3 separate regions of the Homo sapiens genome follow, and regions 2 and 3 are each linked to region 1. The links are chromatin loops, found by intact Hi-C in ENCODE. Cell type or tissue: Calu3. All regions are shown on one strand.

The links. Hi-C counts contacts between places; a loop is a spot of excess contacts. Peaks named below come from ENCODE experiments on the same cell type or tissue, not always from the same donor. Only the 100,000 strongest peaks of a DNase experiment are listed, where the experiment ranks them.
Region 2: it touches region 1 in a loop (4-fold over the local background); 7 of 110 quality-filtered maps call a loop at or near these places.
Region 3: a loop joins it to region 1, with 3 times the contacts of the local background. A loop is called at or near these places in 4 of 110 quality-filtered maps.

Annotation. Positions count from the first base shown.
Region 1 is chr12:79,170,284-79,178,283 of GRCh38, reverse strand. The region is part of intron 3 of SYT1 (synaptotagmin 1); the gene reads right to left. LOC124902973 (a long non-coding RNA gene) reads left to right here and starts at 5,316. Exons shown (of 2, transcript XR_007063386.1): 1 at 5,316-8,000. In Calu3, CTCF peaks have their summits at 3,211 and 3,412 (motif pointing right); a DNase peak (open chromatin) is centred at 3,413.
Region 2 is chr12:78,388,707-78,396,706 of GRCh38, reverse strand. No RefSeq gene overlaps it. Among named protein-coding and RNA genes, the nearest start is that of LINC02424, 33 kb to the right of the region's middle. In Calu3, no CTCF peak of the experiment used is centred here; no DNase peak of the experiment used is centred here.
Region 3 is chr12:79,004,286-79,012,285 of GRCh38, reverse strand. The region is part of intron 2 of SYT1 (synaptotagmin 1); the gene reads right to left. The region is part of intron 4 of LOC105369863 (a long non-coding RNA gene); the gene reads left to right. Among named protein-coding and RNA genes, the nearest start is that of SYT1, 140 kb to the right of the region's middle. In Calu3, no CTCF peak of the experiment used is centred here; no DNase peak of the experiment used is centred here.

The sequences.
Region 1 (8,000 bases):
AAAGGAAGAGAACAGTCTTCACAGAATAAAAAAATCTCAAAATGTAAAGGAAATGATAGAATTAGAAAATCACCTTTTTGTAATAGTCAATATAATAAGTGATTCAGGCAAGGGCCAACTATGCTAAAAACACTGGGTAGAAGGTATCCTGGGAAGAGAATATTAATGATAAGAATAGAAATATGCTTTTACAGCAATGGCAACAAAAGCCAAAATTGACAAATGGGATCTAATTAAACTAAAGAGCTTCTGCACAGCAAAAGAAACTACCATCAGAGTGAACAGGCAACCTACAACATGGGAGAAAATTTTCGCAAACTACTCATCTGACAAAGGGCTAATATCCAGAATCTACAATGAACTCAAACAAATTTACAAGAAAAAACAAACAACCCCATCAAAAAGTGGGCGAAGGACATGAACAGACACTTCTCAAAAGAAGACATTTATGCAGCCAAAAAACACATGAAGAAATGCTCATCATCACTGGCCATCAGAGAAATGCAAATCAAAACCACTATGAGATATCATCTCACACCAGTTAGAATGGCAATCATTAAAAAGTCAGGGAACAACAGGTGCTGGAGAGGATGTGGAGAAATAGGAACACTTTTACACTGTTGGTGGGACTGTATACTAGTTCAACCATTGTGGAAGTCAGTGTGGCGATTCCTCAGGGATCTAGAACTAGAAATACCATTTGACCCAGCCATCCCATTACTGGGTATATACCCAAAGGACTATAAATCATGCTGCTATAAAGACACATGCACACGTATGTTTATTGCGGCACTATTCACAATAGCAAAGACTTGGAACCAACCCAAATGTCCAACAATGATAGACTGGATTAAGAAAATGTGGCACATATACACCATGGAATACTATGCAGCCATAAAAAATGATGAGTTCATGTCCTTTGTAGGGACATGGATGAAATTGGAAACCATCATTCTCAGTAAACTATCGCAAGAACAAAAAACCAAACACCGCATATTCTCACTCATAGGTGGGAATTGAACAATGAGATCACATGGACACAGGAAGGTGAATATCACACTCTGGGGACTGTGGTGGGGTCGGGGGAGGGGGGAGGGATAGCATTGGGAGATATACCTAATGCTAGATGACACGTTAGTGGGTGCAGCGCACCAGCATGGCACATGTATACATATGTAACTAACCTGCACAATGTGCACATGTACCCTAAAACTTAGAGTATAATAAAAAAAAACATAAAAAAAAAAAGAAATATGCTTTTACAATGGAGTTATCAGTGAAATTTTGGAGAATTGGGGGAATTTAAATTTAGAGATTATATTGGATAATATTATTGGACGAATGTTCAATTTTTGGATGTGTGATTGACATTGTGGTTATACAGGAAAGTATTTTTGTTCTTAGGAGATACTACTGAAGTATGTAGTAGTATTGTAAACTACGTAGGGTTGTAAACCCTAAGGTTTACAGGGTTATAGGTTGAAGTGTCTTCAACTTATTTTTATCTAGTTTACTCCAAAAAAAATAAATTGATAGTCAAAGCAAATGTGGCAAAGAGGTTACCATTTGGTGTAAGCAAAGGTATATGTGTGTTCATTGTACTATTTCAACTTTTTTTGTAAGTCTAAAACTTTTTCAAATGTAAAGTTAAAAAAATATAGAACTCAACAACAAGAACAAAGCCCCCAATAAATGTACTGTACGAAGCAGGTTGTAGAGTATCAGTGTTTAGTTAAAAGAATTACTCAGCTTAATTTAGTATTGACAAATGAATATCAACATGGAGTATTTAGCTACATGAGTGAAGATAAAACACCATAACTCTTGTGAACTGTGAAGTGTTTCTATTGTGGTCATTATCTTCAGTTTTGCCACTCGGTCTGGGTAACATTAGATCTCTTGCTCCTACACCCCTGAAAATCTGCAGACACTGCCATCATTTACATCAATATCACTTTCTTTTCCAAATCACTTTGGTATTTTTTTTTTTTTTTGAGACAGAATTTCGCTCTTGTTGCCCAGGCTGGAGTGAATGGAGTGATCTTGGCTCACTGAAACCTCAGCCTCCCAGGTTCAAGTGATTCTCCTGCCTCAGCCTCCCAAGTAGCTGGGATTCCAGGCATGCACCACCATACCTGGCTAATTTTGTATTTTTAGTAGAGATGAGGTTTCACCATGTTGGCCAGGCTGGTTTTGAACTCTGAACATCAGGTGATCCACCCTCCTCGGCCTTCCAAAGTGCTGGGATTACAGGTGTGACCCTCCACACCCGGCCCGCTCTGTACTTTCTGAACCAAATTTAAACAGTTTAAGGACCAATAGTGTGAAAATAATCAAACAAGAAATGGCTCCAATTATTTTAACATTAAAATTATTTAAAATGTTTCATCACTTTAACATTGTTGACTGTGGGGATGCTACCCCCCAACCCCCAGGTCTTAGAAGCAATATTAATGTACAGTTTCTTGGGTGGTTTAGATATGTTTATGCCTACTGATAGAGGGGTAAATCAGGGACTTTCATGGTTCCACATGGGTAAACTCTTTAGTGATTCCACATACAAATGATGATAAGATGATGAAATTGTCTCTACTCCTGCCTTTGCTTCACAGAAAAATAATTACAATAGCTAACTCATAAAGCTAATTTACCATGGAGATTCAAATAATGAATTTTAGTGGCAAAAGGGAATTTCATCACCAAAAGTTTGAGTGTGCCAAATAGATGTCTCTGAAGTTACTTTGAAATACATTTTTAAAGAGATGTGCAATAAACTTGAAAGCTGTGCTTTTATAAAAATTTTAAGAAGGGTCCTTGCTAATGGCAGCTAGATTTATTTTATGTTGTCAGCTGCCAAATTAATGTTTCCCATTTAAGTTTGCTCATTATGACCTTACAGACAAACTGAGACTAAATACGAGTGAAGTCAAAAGTATTTATTACATTATCCCTATACTGATGAGCATACCGTGAAGGAAAAAACCCATAGCACCAATAAAATCACAGCAACAAATGTCCATTACTTTCCTCTGATCAACCAGGCCTATGTCGCAGATGTTATTTTCCATTGTGTTTCTATTAGAACTAAAATTGAATACAGTGTAAGTCCCATTATTTCATGGTTCCTTATTGCATTAATTTTGATAGAGGACAGGCTAAATCATGTTTCCCAGAGCATAACACATATAGAAAACAAGCTGGATATAACTCCATTAGCTTAGAAGTACATAGCAAATCAAATCCCTGCTATGCCATTTTTGAAGATATAATAAAACACTTTCCATACAAGCTTTCTGAAACTTTGATGAATATTAACTATAAAATAAAATATATTCTTAAAGAGCAATGGAAAGTACCTGTAAAGTAACCAAAGTAACCACTGGATGGCATTGTGACTACATTAGAATGTGTTGGCAAGACCTTGTATCTGTCTCTAAAAACTCCCACGTTGTTAGCAGCAAGCTCCAATAGGATGATGCCAATTCCTGTTCCTAATTATAAAGTGTTGAAGGAATATAATTTTTTAACATCCCAAAGTGACTTGGCAATACCATTCCAAAGGACTGAAGTGATTAAATTATGACACCTTCTGTACTGTCAACAGTTTCCTGGAGCTTCTCTCTCAACCCATTTTCTTAATCCTTGCTATTGATAGTTCCCAACTCCCTTTTCTTACCTAGATCTCTCTTGTTTCCCAGGCCACATATATACTCTGGCCCATTTCCTTGCTAGTGTCTCATAAATCATATGTTACTGACTAGCTACATTTTATTGCACATTGTAATAAATTCTCAAATCTTTTTCAAGGCTCGTTACACTTTTTATTAATTGAAACCCGATTTCTCCCTGATGCCTTCTAGCCTATTTTTTCTATAAGGACAGGAGAATACGTCACCATATTATTTATCAGCCAATACCACTTCCAGATTATTAACCAACAGCATGTTCTGAAGCCACTTATTTTTTCTGTATTTATGCTATTTAATTCTTCATCAATGTCACCAACAACTTCTGTGATGGGTATCCATCTTTCTCCACTAGCTTACACCACATTGTGCCAACATTTTTAGAAGCATCCTTAGTGATTTCAGCATCCAGTGATGACCCTCTGCTATTTGGCCCTCAAAATTCCTTTTGTTAAAATTCTAATGATTTTCATAATTATAGTGTGGGTTTTATCTCTGGGCATTAATCCATTTTCCAAAACTTCTCTTTCATTATAGACGTCTGTCTTCTGCTTTTCCCCATAAATCTGTTCATTATTTTCCCTTCTTTACTCCTCCTAGACTGACACAGATACTGGTTTCATTTGTCCAGCAACAGAGCCTGAACTCCACAACATCTATTGTAATGATACACTACTTTCATAGAATGCCACATTAAGTTAAATATACATTACGGCACTTGCTAACTGTAAACACTTTATGATGTCTGCCTTATCCTTGCCTCCTAAATATTAATAAAGAAAGTCTCAAATCGTACTGACTAAATTCATTAAAAATTCACTCCAATGTTAACTGGGTCCTTTTTGAAGCCTGGAAATTCTTCTAGTTATTTCTTCTGGACGTTTTACAAGGCTCCTTATGGTAGCCCTTTTCTTTCATCTTGCCTGTTTAATTTGTATTCCTCTTTTAAGCCTTTCTCAGATACTATCTTCTCTCTGAATTATTTCCTGATCATTCCAACCATCTGGAATCTTTCTTCTTTGAATTGAAATTCATGTTGTCTCTTTTAGGATGGGAACACTTATTTTTACTCTTCATATTCCAACCGAGTGATGGGGAATTTCCACTGCATGCACTAAAGGGGAAAAAAGGAGCAACATTTACATCTTTTGGGATCCTTTCCTTCATCCATCTTGCCCAGGTGGGGCAGTGGGGAGGATGCTTGGCCTAACTGACAAATTTGGGGGAAGAAATTAAGCACGCTTAGTCCAGGACATTTAGGGTTCTTACTGTCCATCTGCCTACCTCCTAAGAGGCTGCATGCTGCTCTATCAGATGCATAGTGAGCTTACAGGGAACTTGCAGGGGAGCATTGCTGATCTGAATTGTAAGCTCAATTCAAGGAACCAAATTGGGGATACACATTTAAGCCCATAATGCAAAAAGCTACTATCCTGATCTGTAGCAGCTTGATACTTTGTTCTACCTCTTAGTTGGTTCAGGACTCTGATGTGAAAAGGTAGAGATGCTATTAATCAGTTCCCTAAAATCTCAAGAGGTTTTATATACCTTTTCTGCCACATTATTTTATTTCTGGACAGGCCAAACTCCCTTTTTTTTTTTTTTTTTTTTTTTTTTTTTTTTTTTTTGAGAGCAGGAACTCTAGTAACCTGAATTACATGTAGTAGTATCTTGACACAAACTTATGGAATTGAACTATGAAGCCAATGTGAGAAAGGCATCTAGAGTTTGAAACCCAGTATTATCAAATGATCATAGTATTTCCAAGGGGAGATGCTGCTAACATAGGCTTAAGAGAAAATGGCTTAGTCTGTAAAATAAATAAGGGAAAGAAGTTACAAAATAATGAGAGATTTCATAGAAGTTTCATAATCAAAACTGTTTACAGATAACTATAATTCACTAGAAAATTGACAAATCTCAAGTGTTGTGACTGATTTTCTTAGCTCAAAAATTTAATTTAGAGCATTATAAATACCATCATATTAGATTGCCCCACATAACTAACCCCATTCTTTAGGGAAAATATTATAAGATAGAAGAAAGAAAGCAAAACTAGTAACATAATAAAAACAACAATAACAGCAAAAAGCTCAAAAAAGATTTAACTAATATTTTCCAATTGCCAAGGCCTGTCTTTAAATAGACAATAAAATTATCTTATCACTATTCAGATAGCATCTTCACATTTTTCACTATAATTTTACTCTGTGTCCCAGTAAATGTCTTACCACTTAAAATTGAAGCATTATAACTCCTTTTTTTGGGAGCAGGCACTCTTCATGTAACTGTTCATTATAAAATGAAGTCTCAGTATACCTAAAGTTAGGTTATTCAATGTATGCATTTTATGTTTGGAAAAAAATTTAAAATATGAGAAGTTTAACTGTCTAGTTCAAAGCATTTAGAACCAAGCAGTAGTTGTAAAACTCCAATGAAATGCAATTATTATTGTGAACTTAAATGTGTTTATATCTCTATTTAGAAATTACTTAGGCACTTGGAAAATTAATTTTGAATTTTTCAGTTTTTACAGTATTTTTCTGTCATTAAATAAATAATTAAAAGAGATAAAGATTTGCATGATATAGTAGTAACAATCAAGATACCTTTAAAAAATAAGTGATCTCTTTAAATCCAGAAATTCTAACAATAACTAGTACTTATTGGACATTTATAATATGCCAGATACTGTGTAAGTGCTTTCTCAACATGCTATCATTTAATCCTCTCATTAAAATAAGGAGGAATACATTATTATTAAACCGATTTTATTAATAATAGGAGAGCTGAGGAGACTGAGGTTTGGAGAGATTAACTAGTTCATCCATGTTACACAGCTAGCAAGGAGTATAGCCAAGATCTAAACCCATGTGGTCCAACTCCAGAACTTATGGTTCTAATCATTTTTTTTTTACTGTGTACCTCCTTTGGAAAATCATGCAGTGGTTTTGGCAGACTAAGCCTTTACTGAATAGAATAAGTGAATTATGGAAGGAATATATAAAACATAGTAAATGGAATTAATTTGAAAGAACTTTTTTATTTATAATACACAAGTCATGTGAAAGCCAAATGATTCTTCCTCTTCTATAGTTATTTAGTAGGAGCAAGAATCATCTTCCTTAAAAATATTTCTACTCTTGCCACATAAAGAATAAAATACCTAGGAATACAGCTAACTAGGGAGGTGAAAGATCTCTACAAGGAGAACTGCAAACCACTGCTCAAAGAAATCAGAGATGACACAAACAAATGGAAAAACATTCCATGCTCATGGAGAGGAAGAATCAATATCATGAAAATGGCTATACTATCCAAAGTAATTCGTAGATTCAATGCTATTCCTATTAAACTACTCTTGACATTCTTTACAGAACTAGAGAAAACTATTTTAAAATTCATGTGGAACCAAATAAAGACCCCAAATAGCCAATGCAACCCTAAGCAAAAGAACAAAGCTGGAGGCGTCACACTACCCAACTTCAAACTATATTGTAGGGCTACAGTAATCCAAACAGCATGGTATTGGTACCAAAAGAGACACATAGACCAATGGAACAGAATAGAGAATCCGGAAATAAAACTGCACACCTACAACTCTCTGATCTTCAACAAACCTGACAAAAACAAGCAATGGGGAAAGGACTCCCTATTCAATCAATGGTGCTGGGATAATTGGCTAGGCATATGAAAAAGATTGAAGCTGGACCCCTGCCATATATAAAATCAACATAAAATAGATTAAAGTCTTAAGTGTAAAACCTCAAACTATAAAAACTCTGGAAGACAACCTAGGCAATACCATTCAGGACATAGGTATGGGCAAAGATTTCATGATGAAGATACCAAAAGCAATTGCAACAAATGTAAAAATTGACAAATAGGACCTAATTAAACTAAAGAGCTTCTGCACAGCAAAAGAAACTATCAACAGAGTAAACAGACAATCTACAGAATGGGAGGAAGTTTTTGCAAACTATGCATCTAACAAAGGTCTAATATCCAGCATCCATAAGGAACTTAAACAAATGTACAAAAAACCCCACAAACAATCCCATAAAAAAGTGGGCAAAGGTCAAGAACAGACCCTTTTCAAAAGAAGACATACATGTGGCCAAAAATCATATAAAAAAAGTTCGACATTACTGATCATTAGAGAAATGCAAATCAAAACCACAGTGAGATACTACCTAACACCAGTTAGAATGGCTAGTATCAAAAAGTCAAAAAATAATGGATGCTGGCAAGGTTGTGGAGAAAAAGGAATGATTTTACATTGTTGGTGGGAGTGTAAATTAGTTCAGCCATTGT
Region 2 (8,000 bases), 780 kb after region 1:
GATGGGTCCCTGTGGAGAAGATGATTCTATTTCTTTCTTCCTGGATTCATGAAGAAACCTAATTTCTCAGCCTTCCTTGTGTTTAGATCACCCTGTGATTAAGCTCCAGCAATAGAATGTGAGTAAAAATTATGAATGCCACCTCTAGTCCTGGCTTCTAAGAACCCTTCCAAGAACTCCTCCACCTGTTCTGTTGCTTCACCCATTGGCTGCCCAGTTGAAGAAGAAACAATAGAGAATTCTGACATCATAGAGAAAGCCAAAGCTATAAAAGCCACCGACTGTGGTGGTGTTGTTACAGCAATCAGGTACAGCTGACTAATAAAGTCGGTATAGCCATATGTTTGCCATGTGACTCTGGGACCCAAGTTAATTTCACTGAGGGCAAGAAGTTCACTTTTACTGAGCCATGTCCTGATTCCCATGTCCTGGATAGAAGAGTTCAGTGCTCTTGGCCCCTGGAACTGAGGACATGTCAATTTAGAAGCTTGCAGCAGCCACATTTTTTCACCATAATTTCACCCATAAGTGGGTGAAACAGATAAAACCAGGCTGCTGAAGTGATTAACAAGCCAGAGTGCCCATGAGAAAGACCATGAGGCATGCTGTGAAATGTGTCAAAAAAAGCTTAGTTTCCTGAAAGTTTGCTTCTTCCTGATTTGCTTAATAAATAAATCTTCTTTTTAATTAACAGGTTATCTATTTTTAATTTTTAGCATGCTCCATCTAGTTTTTACGAACTAGTCAACAAGATACCTTTTACTTATTTAAATTCATGTGACTGATGATCAAAGCTGGGATTTGGGACAGTTCTTAAAGCAGGCCTCAAAACCAGGCCACTTACTGCTCTTCTTTCCAGAGACTCAGGATTGAACTTATTCTAAAGAAGATTCAGGAACTCAAATCATACTGTTTCTGTTAAGTAATGCTGGCTATTCTTCCATTTTGCAACTGGAACCAAGAACCCCAATTCTATCTGGACTGCCTGTTGCTTTATTTCAGATTGCATGGTTTCTTCAGAACAGGGTCCATTAGCTAAACAAAGACCCTGCGGGCTTCAGTGGTGGGAAGAAAGAAGGAAAGTGTTAAGATATTCTGATTCCTTTAGGAAGAAGGAAGGAAAGAAACAAGACAGAAGTAAGCTGTGAAATATAAAAAATAGATCAGAGGTATCTAGAAAGAGAAAAAAATGAGGCAGAAAAAAAGGAAAACAAGGAGAAGGAAAGGACTGTTGGTCAGGTTTATCACTGCTCGTGCGCAGGCCAACAGACACTGAATGAAAAAAGAAGTTGCCTCTGTAAGCCTCTACAAGTCTAATCTTCAAAACAAAACACAGTTATGAGAAAAAGAAGAGGTTCCTTCTGTGTTTAGAATGTTCAGGAAATAGGAAAGACAGTCTGTTAATATAGCTATTTTTTGTATAATTTTAAAACTGTGTCTGAAATGCTATATATACGTATATATGTATATATACACATATATATACGTGTATATATACACATATATACATATGTGTGTGTATGTGTGTGTGTGTTTGTGTGTGTGTGTATATATATATATATATATATATATATATGATAGAGTGGAAGTCTACACACAGATAGAAAGGGCAAGTAAAATTTTGCATGCTACTAAATAGGACCTTTAGTTAGATAAGATAATTTTTGAACTAGTTGGCAAGCCAATAAATGATTTTTAAGCGATGATCACAGTTACCCCCGTTTTGTTCTGGATTTTGCGGCCCTCTCTAAGCTCTCTGTCTCTAGTTTCTTTTATGCTCAATTTTTCTTTCATAAAGCAACCAGAATGATATGTTGACAGCAAAAATTTGACTGTTCGTCCCTGGCATAAAAATCTTCAGTGACTTTCTATATATTTTGAGGAAGCAAAATCTTATTAGCCCAATACAAGTTGTCCTTAGCATATGTTTGGACCTACATTTTTATTTTTATCCCATTTGCAATCAAACTGAGCTACTACCTCCTTCCCCTAACATTTAACATGTTGTTACCTTAGCCTGAAGCTGCCCTTTCTATCCTCCTCTCTCAATACATCACTGACGGTCTTTAAAGGGTATCCTTTAATAGCAACTGTTAGTTCCTTTATTGGTCTTTGCTTCCTCTTAACCCCATGACATTTTTTTCTCCTTTGCCATGTGTTACTGACATTGCTATATGACAAGCAGTTTACTCAATTAACTCATTTTCTTCCAAAACAACTCTATGAGATAGGTATTCTCATTATCATTTGTTTTATAAAGAAACTAGAATGTAATCTATCCAAAGACACAGGAATGTTAGGAGTCAAAACCAAGATTTGAATCCTAGTATCCTGGCTACATAGCCCACTATCCTCACCATGCTGCCTCTTTCACAGCTCATGTTCTGTCCATGGTTATTTGCAATTTCTCTCTCCCACTAGAATGTAAACTCATTGAAGGCAGATATATCTTGTTTTTGTTTCCCAAGCAGTGATTATAGATTAAAGTGCATATATGCATGTATAGATTTTTCCTTAATTGGATAGAGAAGGATGGTATTATATTTGGAAGTCTATATGTATTATAGACAGCTACAGAATTTTACACTGCAATGAAGTATTCATCTGAGGTGCCTCTAGTAAAGGTAGATAATCAACTCATAAGCAGCAGATAAAATAAAATCATCTACACTCTGTGGTTTAAAAAGGGGAATATTCATTTTTGTTACTCAAAATCTTTGTGTCCTGAATCCTTTTTCTTACTAGAAAATGTGAAACAGGAAAGACTTCATTAGACCTAAATGTGAAGGCATTTTTAGAACATAAAACTGTGACCACATTCCAAAATTTTGTTTTCCTGTCCTTACTTCTTCTACTTTCACATCATTACCAATATTCTTTTAGTATAATTAATCTACAAAACATCATTCATCTAAAATATGGTGGAAATGTAAAGAATTCACCCTAGTTCCTTTGACCATGCAGATGACCAGATATTGTTTTGATCTAAATGGTTCCACTGAATTTTTATCATTAAACTGGAATGACCCTTTTCCTGGCTTCTTTTCATGCTCTCCATCTGAAGCTATTTGTATTTGTTTGTTGATTTTTATATGCCTCATAAGCAAGTCTCAGCAATAGCATAAGCAGCTTATAGTTCTTTCAATGAAGGTTATGGTGCATGCTGTCCATTTCATTTGTATCTTTAAAAAATAATTGCTGAGAAGCGTCTTAATCCTATTACATTTAGTAAATGTTTTCAAATTCTGATAAAATAACATGTAAAATACTAATTAAAAGTATAGATGATTTTTCTGATAGTTTTTAAAACTTTCATTATTTCATTAGATTACTTTGTGTGATGGTTTTAATTACTATTTACTGGACACAATGCTGCACAAGCAGGCAGAAGTGGATCTCTGCTGTGTTCCCTTCAGAATGAGCTATCTGTCTTTCATTATTCAAGTCTTGTTACATTAGATTCGTAGCATACTTCCTCCAAAAAGAAGAAACATGGCACAGAAAATTGCGATGGAGACAATATAAGAAAAGCTCATATTGCCTTTTTCCAGAGCACCAGACCAGAACATTCTAAACTTGGAATGCTGCACTGCCATCTGGGGGATAAAAATCTTCATAGTACATTTACTGTTGAGCTGAGATGGAGGGGTGAGATTCCACAACAATCACAAGAAATAGGGAGCAATGGGAATTTTTCTAAAATACAGTGTGAAGTCCACTATTAAATTTTGGGTTATTTTCCCAAAGCAAAAAATATGTATCTAAATCCATCCCTATCCTTTAAAATAGCATTCTGTCATGATGATGTATTACTTACTTTTATTGATTACATTTTATTTTCTTTAAATCATAATTTGAACCTAAGGAGTTTTAGAAATTATTTAGCATATTTCCCTTATTGCAGAGATGACGAAATGGAGATGCAAGTATTTCTACACTTTGCCTTGTCACATAACTAGCAGTAGATCCAAGAGAAATACATCTCTGATTTCCCAATTGAATGTCCTCTCTTCTGCAAGATACTGTTCCCAACAATATCAGAACTTAGATGCTTCCCCACCTGGTAAACAGCCACTTACCCAGTCTCCCAAAACACATGTACAAGTAAGTCAACAACAGTGTTGATTTTCAGATTCTATTACATACATTCCTCCAGTGGAAGGCAAATAAAGATATTAAGGTGGAAGAGTAAGTGGCAATGATTAATTTTCTGTACTTATTTTAGAGACTAATGTATTTGTTTGTTATTAATCTTTTGGTATTTATCTCCCAGAGTCCAGAGATGTCACTGATTTTAAAAAGGAAATAAAAAACTTTGGTCAATAATTACCATTATAATAAATAAAACCTAAAATATGTTAATTTGGTTTTTGTTGGTTTTTGCTTAATAACATAACTAATCATTGGGTTATATGGAAAGTAAAAAATAAACCATAAGTAACCAAAAAAGGTAGCTTCATGTGGTCAAGTAATTTTAGTATTTTTCCATTAATTTTTAACCTATTTGTTATATGTAAGTAATAATAACATCATTCCTTTACTAATCTATTTATTAATGTTGTATTATTCCTATTTTTAAAAGATTGGGCAATTCATTGATATGAACTAAAGTCATCTTTACCTGCACTAAAATTCAAAATTCCTAAGTCATACTTTCTAATAAATGGGATTTCCAAGGGTCTTATTCTTATGCACAGGGAATAGCTGCAGCTTCCTGGGAATCCCTCCATGGCTTCCTAGCATCTGTCCAAACCCTAAGAATAACAGGTAAGATACCTTAGTCCCTAGCCATGCCTTTAGTAGGCTGCAAACTAGAGGGTTCAAAGTGCTTTAAACTTGAAGTGATTGAATACAGATCTTATTTTTAGGGGAGAATGACAGCATAATTACCATGGAGAGACACTGAGTTCATGAGCTCTTGATCCATTGAGGTAGCATGAAGAAGAAAACATTTAGGATAAATGAATGAATATCATATTAAAATAATATTAAGAGAATATAGTAGAATAGTTAATATATACCCTTAAAAATTGTAACCCACAGCAAAAGTACATTTTACTGCAACTACACACATATATATGCATAAGTTAAGCACAGGAACAGGTGTTCCTATGCTTTAACAGAGAGATATAAAGTAAAGAAGTTCATTTCTCTCATGAGAAGTTCCAGATGGAAGAATCAGGCCTGGAATGTTGAGCTAGGTTTCTTCTCTTTTGGTGTCTGGCCTTCCTCATTACACCACATTTTTGTCTAAGCTAGGTGCTTCACTGCCCATCACCATGCCACACTCAATCAATGACAAAAAGGAAAAAACAAAAAAGAGGGGACTATTTAATAGATAGACATGATTTAATATTCTTTTTTTTCTGCTATAACATTAATACCACAGACTGGGTAATTTATAAAGAAAAGAAGTTTATTTAGCTTATGATTCTGGAGACTGAGAGGTCCAAGAGCATTGTACCAATCTGGCAAAGGCCTGAGGTGGCAAAACGGTAGAAGGGCAAGTGAGTGTGAGAGAGAAAAAAAACGGGCCAAACTTCCACAATAACTAACCCACTCCTGCAATAACAGCACTTGTCTATTCATGAGGCCAGAGCCCTCAAGACCTAACTACCTCTTAAATGTTCCACCCTTTAATACTGTTGCAATAGCAATTAAATTTCAACACGAGTTTTGGATGGGTTATTCAAACTACAGCAAGGTCATACTCTCGCCTTAAAGTTCATGCAATAGAAGTTATACGTTTCAATTCAGTTCATATCCTACTGGCAGGGCTTTATTATGCAGTCACATCTAGAGGTACAAGGGACTGGAAAATACCAGTTTTAGCTGAGTGGTCATGAGCTGAGTTAATATTCTATTAGGTGGAAAAAGATGTGTAGGCTAGGGTAATGCTAGCTTCTATTTAAAAACAAAAAAGAGAGGTCTCCTCAAATGAAAAATAGGTCAAACACAATCAAAGTTTATTTCTCATCTGTGTCTGGCATTTGTCAACAGAAATAGGCTTATACTGGCTCTGCCATCTTTAATACATGGGTTCCATTGCTGGGGAGGTGAGAGAGGTGTTCTCTTCTTTACATGGTTGAGGAAGTAAGAAAAGAGGATGGAGAAAGTATTCATGTTTCTTAAACACCTTCACCAAGAAATGACAGATTTAATGTGTCATTTTTATATCATCCATTGGCAAGCAGTTTTGTGATCCTATTTAGATGCAAAAGGGGCTTAAAAATGTCCCTGGATAAGCACCTACTTCCCAATATCAACTCTGTAGTATGCATGACAGCATGAATTTGGGTGGAAAGGTAGTTTTCTCTGGAATAGAAAAGAAGAATGAATATCGAAGTCTACTTCAGTCTCTGCCATCACTGCCGATTTAGGTCACACTTTTCAACGACAATTAAAACATGCTCTTCCCCATCCCACCCTCCAAGAGAGACAACTGAAAAGATCTATTCAGGTCCTGCATCTTGCTAAAGTTATCTTTCCCCTGCTCCCCAACCTAAACCATAGTGGTGAATAACAGGATAGACATAATATTTAAAAAGCTCAATTTTTAAAAAGGAAGAATAGAAACAATACAGCAGTAACTGGATTCAATATCATGGCAGTGGAGTAATTTCCTATGTTAAGCTATCTGGAAGCACTTTGAACCACTCTCTGCTGCACACCTTTCTTCGTTATTATCCTATGAATTTATGGCTTTGCCTTTAGGGAGGTTCTTGCATATCCATTATCTCCATGGCCAGATATGAAGTAGACATTGGAGAGTCTTACCAACTTGGTATGACTCAGAATGCTGGCAGGCTTCTTCCTGATGGTTGGTACAGGTTTAGGGAGACACAGTTTGCCTGAACGGGTAGGCTATGACAGACTTTTGTAAGCCTGGCCCGAGGTTTCTTTGGCAATGCAATACTGCAAAAACCTTTGGTAGGTCCACAGACTCTATTTCCACCAGTTCTGGTTGCAAGTAAATAAAGCCAAAGTTCTCATCTCAATGTTGTTTTTTAGCCTGAAAACTTTGGCCTTTAGTTACTTGCTTCCATGTCCTGTCAATTTCCTTCTTGCTCAATTTAATAGTGACCAACTTAAGGAGAAATAAAACAATTGGTTTTAGTAGGAAGGCAACATTCTTAATCTAATGTTTCCCACTGGGCTGGCTCCTATTGTCTGGCAGTCTTAATGGTTTTGTCCAGCCTTACTTATCTTCTGCTAAGACTATTTCTTGATTTAGAGACTCATTTTATCACTGCCTCAGTTTGGGCACAGAAGCCTTTGTTTTTCTGTCAGAATTGATTTTTAAAGCCCTGAATCATAAGACTCTAGTCAATTTAGATCACAGGCCAAAAACAAGTAAAGAAAAATAAAAACCCCAGAAAGCCTATCTTACCACAACTACATTTTTTTCCTTTTCACCTTGCAAGTGACTAGTTCTAACTTGAGTTGTCTCTCTAGTAAGACTCTGCTATGTGGAAAAAAAATTAAAAATTAAAAACAAAACAGCCAATGCAGGCAGCAAGAGTATAAGAGTTAAAGGCTTGGTTGGCAAATGGTCTTATGTCCAAGATCTCTCCAAGTCAACTTTCTAAAATGTTTTGCCATAATATACGTATTGTCAACAGCTATCCAGTCCAATATCTGTGTCCTCACTTCCTGCCACCTAGTCACTAAGCCAATATAGTATTTTTAAGTGTTGTTCCCATGGCCCACTCAATTTAACCATGGTCAGAGACAATCCGAAATAAAGCTTAAACAAGACAGATGCTTGTTTATGTCTTAATTAGAAGTCAGCTAGGTGGTCCAAAGATGATATGGAGGCACCATAATCATCAGGGTTTCAGGGTCATTCAATCTTCTTGTCTTGCCATTTTCAACACATGATTTCTATTTAGTGATACAAGTTGCTACTTCAGCTGTCACCACTATGTCTGCATTCCAGCTAAAATAGAAGTCAGGAGAAGAAAGAGGCCAAATTTCCTTCTCTCAAAGGCACAACCCCA
Region 3 (8,000 bases), 170 kb after region 1:
CTGTCTACTCCTCAACCAGCACTGACTGTGCTGATTCCCAAAAATAGAGTCTGGACCTCTTACCGCTACAAATTCCAGGTTCTCAGGTACAGCCTGAGAGTATGCAGATATAATACACCACAGATGATTCTCTCCCTTTTTTTTTTTTTTTTTTGAGACAGAATCTCATTCTGTCACCCAGGCTGGAGTGCAGTGGGCTGATCTCGGCTCACTACTGCTCCCGCCTCCTGGATTCAAGCAATTCTCCTGCCTCAGCCTCCCGAGTAGCTGGGACTACAGGTGCACACCACCATGCCCATCCAATTTTTGTATTTTTAGTATAGTTGGGGTTTCACCATGTTGGCCAGGCTGGTCTTGAACTCCTGACCTAAGGTGATTCACCCGCCTCAGCCCCGCAAAGTGCTGGGATTACAGGCGTGAGCCACCATGCCAGGCCTAAAACACCCACAGATGGTTCTTAAGAAAACCTATGTTTATATTTTAGGCAAAGTTTCCTAATTATTCATATATATATGAAACACCCAGGGAGCTTATAAAATGCAGATTCCCAGGATCTACTCCCAGAAATTTTAATTCAGGAGGTTTAAAATGGTGATTGGTCACAGGTGTTTTTTTTTTTTTTTTTTTTACAAATCTCTGGAAAATGTTAAGAGCAAAATTGGCAGCTATTGTTTTAAAAATTCTTCCCTAGTTTATTTGAACTATTTCTAGCAAGATCTTTCAGAAAGCATATAGATTCCTGTGTTGTAAGTTCTTAGAGGTCAGGGACAGTTTTTTTCAACTTTCTCTCCTTAATATTATGATAGGATTAACTCTTATTTATTCTTAGGGTCTCTGATGAAATGTTATTTCCTTCTTGACTAGATGGAATGCCCTACTATAAATTTGCATATTTCTCTGTAATTTCCCAATCTGGTCACTCATCACACTTCCTTGTAATAAACTGATTAATTATCCTTCTTCTAAGCTGGTATGTAAACTTAAGGAGATATTGTTTATTGTATGCTCAAGAGAATCTTTAATATCTAGCAGAGTACCTAGCAATTAATAAATACTTATTGCATGAAAAAATATGCAGTAAATGTTAAATAAATGTTTCCATTACTTGAAGACTGTGGTCTCTTCCTTAACTTCCTCTTCACTAATGACATTATATTATTTCGAGTAAAGTTTCATATTATATTCTAATGCAACCTTTTAGCCATTATTTCTTTTAAGAAATAGAACGCAAATTCTGTAAGAACTTCTCAACAATGATTGGCATAATGACCTAAATCTGGCTATTTCTCACCATCTCTGCAGGTACAATTCTAGACCAAGACACCTCTGTCCTTCCTTCCCTTTGAGGGGAAATAAAATAGGTTTGGAAAACGACAACATTCTTATGGGAGCAAGATTGCTCAGGAATTAGGTAAATATAAAATGAAGGGTACAATTAGAGGATCTAGCTTTAGAAGAAAATTGTCTTCATAAAATGAATAATGAAAATACAGATAGAAAGGTGAAATGATTAGGATGACCTCTAGAAAAAATTTTGAACTTCCATAGGGATGACTTGAAAACTGATAGCAGGACAGGACTTTATGAGTCTGTAGTGAAGGAACAAAGGCATAATCAGTGAGAATCAAAAGATCAGAAGATCTGGGTGTTTTGGAGGCATTATAGGAGGAATTGAAATTTTAAATCAGGAATCCAGGTTTAATTTAAAAAATATAGTAGGGAATAGTGTAGTGGGCTTTATTTAATAAGTGAGGGGATAAAATATAGATACCTCCTCTCCCCACTTTCATATAAAGAGGTGCGGTCTTCATCAAGGGAGGCAGTAGGAAATACTACTACAAACAGCTTGGTCCCTGCTGTGAACACATAAGGAAACATTTTGAGAGGAGAATTTGTTCAGAATGAAGTGGAGGATTCCATAGTAGGCAACCAAAGTGAGAAAAGGGCATGTGATAGATACATGTGAGACATTCCCCACCTTTTATTTTCTGAGAGAAGCTGGAGACACCTCTTTACTCTAATCTTGAACTTCAACTTGGAAAAAAAATCATTCAATTTGTTTCTATCCAATTTTCATCTTGTCATGGTCTCTTTTCAATTCTAATTCTATTGATTTTTCAACCTCTCTCTCCATCATACTAGGAAGATATTGAAAGAACAGGATAAAGAAACATTAACCTACAGTAATAGTAATAACCTACAGTATTCATCTAGCAATAACAAGAAACCCATAAAACCTCCAGTACAAACCTCAGACTCACATAGCAGTATTCCATTCACAGACACTGAAAGGCAAGTAAGAAATGTTGGAAATATTATCAGAGCTCAGTATTGTGAATCTGGGAGAGAGAACAGTGACAGCAATGAGGGGAAAGTGCCATGAAACATAGAGGATGCCGTCTGTGCTAAGCTCAAAGTACCTGTGGAGAAAAGCACCAAATCTAGATTCAGAAACAAAAATAAAAGAAAGGAAACATAGGATGATAATGAAACAAATGGAATTGATATTGATGGGGAAACAAAGAAGAGATGCAAGTGAAAGCACATCAAATTTCAAAATGCTGAAAATCTAAACAGTTAAGAATGTGAGTTGTAGACTTTTATTCATTTCAGTTCTAGTTGAACAGCTAGATGATATTGGCACAATGTTTAACCTTTCTAAGCCTCAGTCTTTATCAGTAAAACGGGGATAATTATGTTACTTACTTCATAGGGTATTTCCATTGATTAAGTGAAATAAAACATACACGTGTTTATCATGGTACCAGGGAGCAAGTAAGAACTTAATACCTATAATTTAATATTAATAGCTATGATTTGCATTTGCCAATGCTCATCCATAAGGAAGTATGCAGACAACCAAAGATTATTCTGAGGTCAGGGAAGACTGAAAGTAGGTTTGCCTACTGCTTTTGACAATCCACAGAGTGTATGGCCTTACATAAATAATTGGAATTCAAAAACAAAACAAAACAAACAAACAAAAACCAGAGGGCTCTTTATCTAAATGGTGAAGTCACTAAGATTTAAAGTATTAGTGTAGGAAAATACGATACACAGTAATCATAGAGACTTTTTTCTCATAGAAAGTACTAACCATTTATAGAGCTCTTAAAATATTGTTTTGTATTTCATAACAGCCACAACAGAAGTTGTCACATAATAACAAAAAGAGGTATCTTCGTGCAAGTTAAACATGTAATGAAAGTGAACAACTCATATTTTAAATTTGATGGAAGGCCACTAAATGGAACAATCATGTTCCAAGTAATCTTGGAACCATAAACATGGTTAGAGCAAAGCTAAAGTTTCTATAAATTTTACCAAAATGTTTTTCCTATAGAAGAAAATTGTTCTTGAATCATATTTTCTTTTCTAGGTAGTAGAGAAAATCAGTTCATGGAGTTTTAATTGATCCCCTGCTGTGTACTTCAAGCTATGCTAGACACGGTGTGGAGAAAAGACATGGGGGCACTTGTCCAGAAGGACATTAGGCAGGAAAACAAGGCTAGCAAAAAGCAGGAATAAGCAAAGGGAGGTGGCTGAGAAGGCATTTGGAGCACCTTACGTATCCAACATACTGCTGATTCCAGGATCCTGGAAATCATCTGTGATTCTGTTCTTTCCCTCACTCTCTACATTATCATAACCTATCTATTCTGTCTCCAAAAAGTGGTCCAAATCTAACTACTTCATATCGTTCTCACAGCCACTATTATAGTCTAAATCACTTCCATTATTCTCTTCACTCTCTTAACTCTTATCTTTTCTCCCTATAGTCAATATGCTACCCAATAGCCAGAGTAAATTTCTTGAATATATCTGGGATCATAGTATTTATCTGCTGAAAACATCTCAGTGGCTTATTATTGTAATTAGAATTAAGTCCGACCACTTGTCATGGCTTATACGATTCTACATGCTGTGGTCATGCCTATTTCATCCAATCCTCTCTTCTTCTTTTTACTAAATTCCAGCCATACACTTCTATCTGCTCCTAGAACAAACCAGAGTCACTCTTGCCTTAGGACTTTTGCACATGCTGAATCCTCTGCTTGGAGCCCTCTTCCTTCAGATATTCCAGGATGGTTGTTATTCTTTAGGTTTCAACTAAGAGGTGACCATTTCAGACAGCCTTTCTCTGACCATGCTATACAAATGGACCTTCTACTCCCAAGTCACTACTCATTATTCCCTTTTTATCTTCATGTTTCCCCTCACCACAGTAATCACTATTTATAGGCATATTGGTTATTTTCTTTTTTTTATTTCACTAGAGTATAAGTTCCTTGAGGGCAGTGATCCTGGCTAACATATTTATTACTATATCTCCAAGTGCTTCCTAAAACCAGTGCCAGACACTTAGAAAGCATTTGTAGTTGAATGCCGAATGACTGAAGGGGGCCATTACTCATACTTTTTATCCACATGCATTTCCTATCTCAGAATCTACTTCCCACATACTCTTCTGCCTTTGATGAACTTTTGCACTGAAATTATTTCATTACCTCTCTAATGAGAATTGAGCTCTCAAATCTACTATTCACCTTCTGCTCCCAAAGCCTTTTCTTGACACCTCCCAGGAAATGAAGGTTGACGTATGGGAACAAAAAAGGGTATAAGTATGATCTAGCTTTTGTCCTCCATTCCCAAATTAACCGTTCACTAACTTCTGAGTTCAAATGATCTATTAAATTAAGAAAAAGTAAATTCTAGATATTTGACATAGAGGTCCTTAAGGGCATCAAGTTCCTGCAGTACTGTTATTACCACATGATGGTTAAACAGCTTTGGTCAGGACTGATCCAGGCAATAATCTCCTAATAATGGTAATGAAGCTGACTACAAAAAAATACAATAATCACATAAAACATGCATGTTTTCACCCTCTAGGAAAATAGTTTCCATGTGCTCAATGACTAATGTGTCTTACTTTTCATTTTAAATACCCGAATAAACTAAGAGCCATGAAAGTCCAGAGGACAAGGTGGTCAACATGGCTTGGAGTACTTAACGAAGCATCACAGAGGAGGAGGGACTTGATAAAATCTTGAATTATGGATGAATTTAAACAGTTGCTATATTTAGTCATATAATTTCCCCTCACATAATTTTGAGGGGAGATTTGCTTCTCCTCTATGCCCAGTTTCTCCTGGCTGGCTGTCATGCCTGTCAGCAGCAGGAGTGGCCCTTTTGCTGAAAAATGGCCAACAAGGTAACTGTGAATAGTTTCACATTGAAAACACTTATAAACTGAAATGTTAATGGGCAGAGAGCTTAGGGGTATATTTGTAAGGATACAGACCTACTTCTTTCTTTAGAACTCTGCTAGTGGCTGGAAAAAATTTACAAAGCAAGAAATATCAGGAGCTATATATCAACCAAAGTCAATAATCAATGCAAGACATCTTAATTACCCATTAACAAACTGTGTTTCAAAGGAATTAAGTGTGATCATAATGCATTTTGCCAAAAGCATCAGCATGGCTGATAGTGGAGAAAGCAGGAACTGTGTTGCAGGATCCTCCCCTTTTCCCCCATTGCAATCAGACTTACTACGCAAAGCTCTGAAGCTTTCCGAGAATATCTTCTCACAAATATCTAACGATCCTACATAGTATATTTCAGATAACAAAACCCAAAACAAAAGAAAAAATTCACACACACAAATAAATAAAACAGATGGGACAGATGTCATTTCAGGGGCTCTCAGAAGATGGCACCAAATACTTATCCCTACTGACTGCCAAAAGATAAGAAAAGCCAAATATATATCATCATCATCATTCTTAGTAACATGACCAGTTTCTCAAGAAAAGCACCTGTTGTCTAGACCTCATTTACAGTCACTGCTGCTTCTGCTTTTTCCCCTCATAGAGCATTCCAATGACAACATATTATGGGAACCACTTCTTACATACTAGCCACTCTTTGGCCTTGGCAATTTCAGCCATACAGGAGTCACTTGATCCATTGGCTAGTCTTAACCAAGCATTCCTTTGATGACCGAATCTAATACTTTAATTCCCAAACCTGATATAAGTGATCTTCATACATGGTCACAAGTTGGCCTGCCAGAGACAGGAAATCCTGAAAGTAATGAATGCCATCATGTCCTCTCTAAGCTAAAATAGAAATTGTATTTTTAGTCAATTTCAAGATTTTGGTCCTCCCTAGAAGAAAACCTTGAATGAGAAGCCTCTCTAAACTTTTTATTCACAGTCACATCTGGTTGTTAGGAGATGAGGCCTGTGGTCTTTTGGCATCTTAAAAGGTGCACCAAACACTTTCAATGCAAAACAATTAGGGAAAAGAAATGTAGGCAAACAGAGCGCCTATCCAAATGGCAATACTCCTTTGGGTATCTGATTCTAACCCATGAGTGTTGAAGTGTTTCCATGGTGGGAAGGACAATTTGAAAATGTGAGTTTAGACTGGGGCCCTCATGACATATATACCTTCAATGGGACCAGTTCTCAACTTGAAATTACTTTTGAACTCAGTGAAAGCTTTTGGAACTCTGACAATTTTAATTCTTTTCTGGCTTGGTAATTAGTAAACTGCATGGCCAATGCTTGTTTAACTGCCTCTCTTTTCAGTCCATAACCTACATGTCTATGTAGGGGCCGTGTCTATTTAATATTAAGGACCATGTCTAGTATCTATCACTAATAATGCTATTATATATGCAAAAATAATAAAATCACTTCTGAAGGGCTTCCTATACTCAGATATCCCATTAAGTGTTTTACATATACTATCTAATTTAATACATGATTAATGTACAACAGCCCTGAGATAGACATTATTATTGGCCTGAGTTTTCCTATAAGGAAACTGTAGATGAGTGAATTAAAATTACTTGTCCTAGATCTAGAGCCAGCAAAAGGAAAACTGAGATTGCAATCCAGGTTTGTGGGACCTTAAATTCCATGTTCTTAATATCCATGGGGGGTATACTTTCTATTAATAAATATTTATATAATTGAATTTCATGATATGAATAAAATATTATCATGAAAAACATTACTAATAAATAGGTTCAGATATATTATGAGCTCATTAATACTCTCTTTCTAAAGTCTATGGCTGGCCTATAACACATGTTGGATGCACCCTTGAAATAAGGTTCTCCGCTGACTTCACATATAGCTAAGGAAAATAAAATTAGCATAGTCACAGAGAAGCCTTATTTGCTAGGACTGAAAGTGCTAAAGGAAAGTTTTACTGTGCCCACACAATAAGCATCTTTTTATAAGATGCTATCTATTATGGTTTTCAAGTTACCTTCTATGAAACCCTGGGGTTTCATACAACTAAAGTTAAGCTTCAAGTTTTTGTGTAAACTCTGCTTTGAAAGTTTGAAATTATATGAGCATATTATTCACCAAACCAATATTATTGTTTAATAGAAAGGATCTTAGAGTTAGCTATATTGATCTATCACTTATAACCATGTGACCTGGGCAAGTTACTGAATCACTTTCTGCTCCATTTCCTTTATCTAAATATGGAAATAATATTTTCTTGATAATGTTGTTGTGAAATGAAATGTGGTAAAGTACTTAAAGGAAGCTGAGACATATTAGATACAAAATATTGGTCTAGAGTCTTCTCACATCTGTATCAAAATTGCATTATTATTTTCACTCTGTATTTATGAACAATTGCTACTGTACTAATAAAATATCCAAAAGCAATTGCAACATCAAATCTTTCTTATCTTTAGCCCTAAGCCAACAAAACAAAATAGCTATTTTATTGACATTTTATTGAAATTTCATTCAAATTACTTATGCTAACTAAAGTAATTTATACAATTACTTATGCAACTAAAGAAAACGATAGTATAATAAAAATGGCAAAATTTGTGTAGAGCTCAGTAATTCCCAAGACTGTCCTCAGTGCTTCATATCCAAATCTTGGAATTGATCAGGTACATAAGAGAAGTCAGTGAGAATTAGATGAATTAGTTACATGCTATAATTACTTTAACAGAA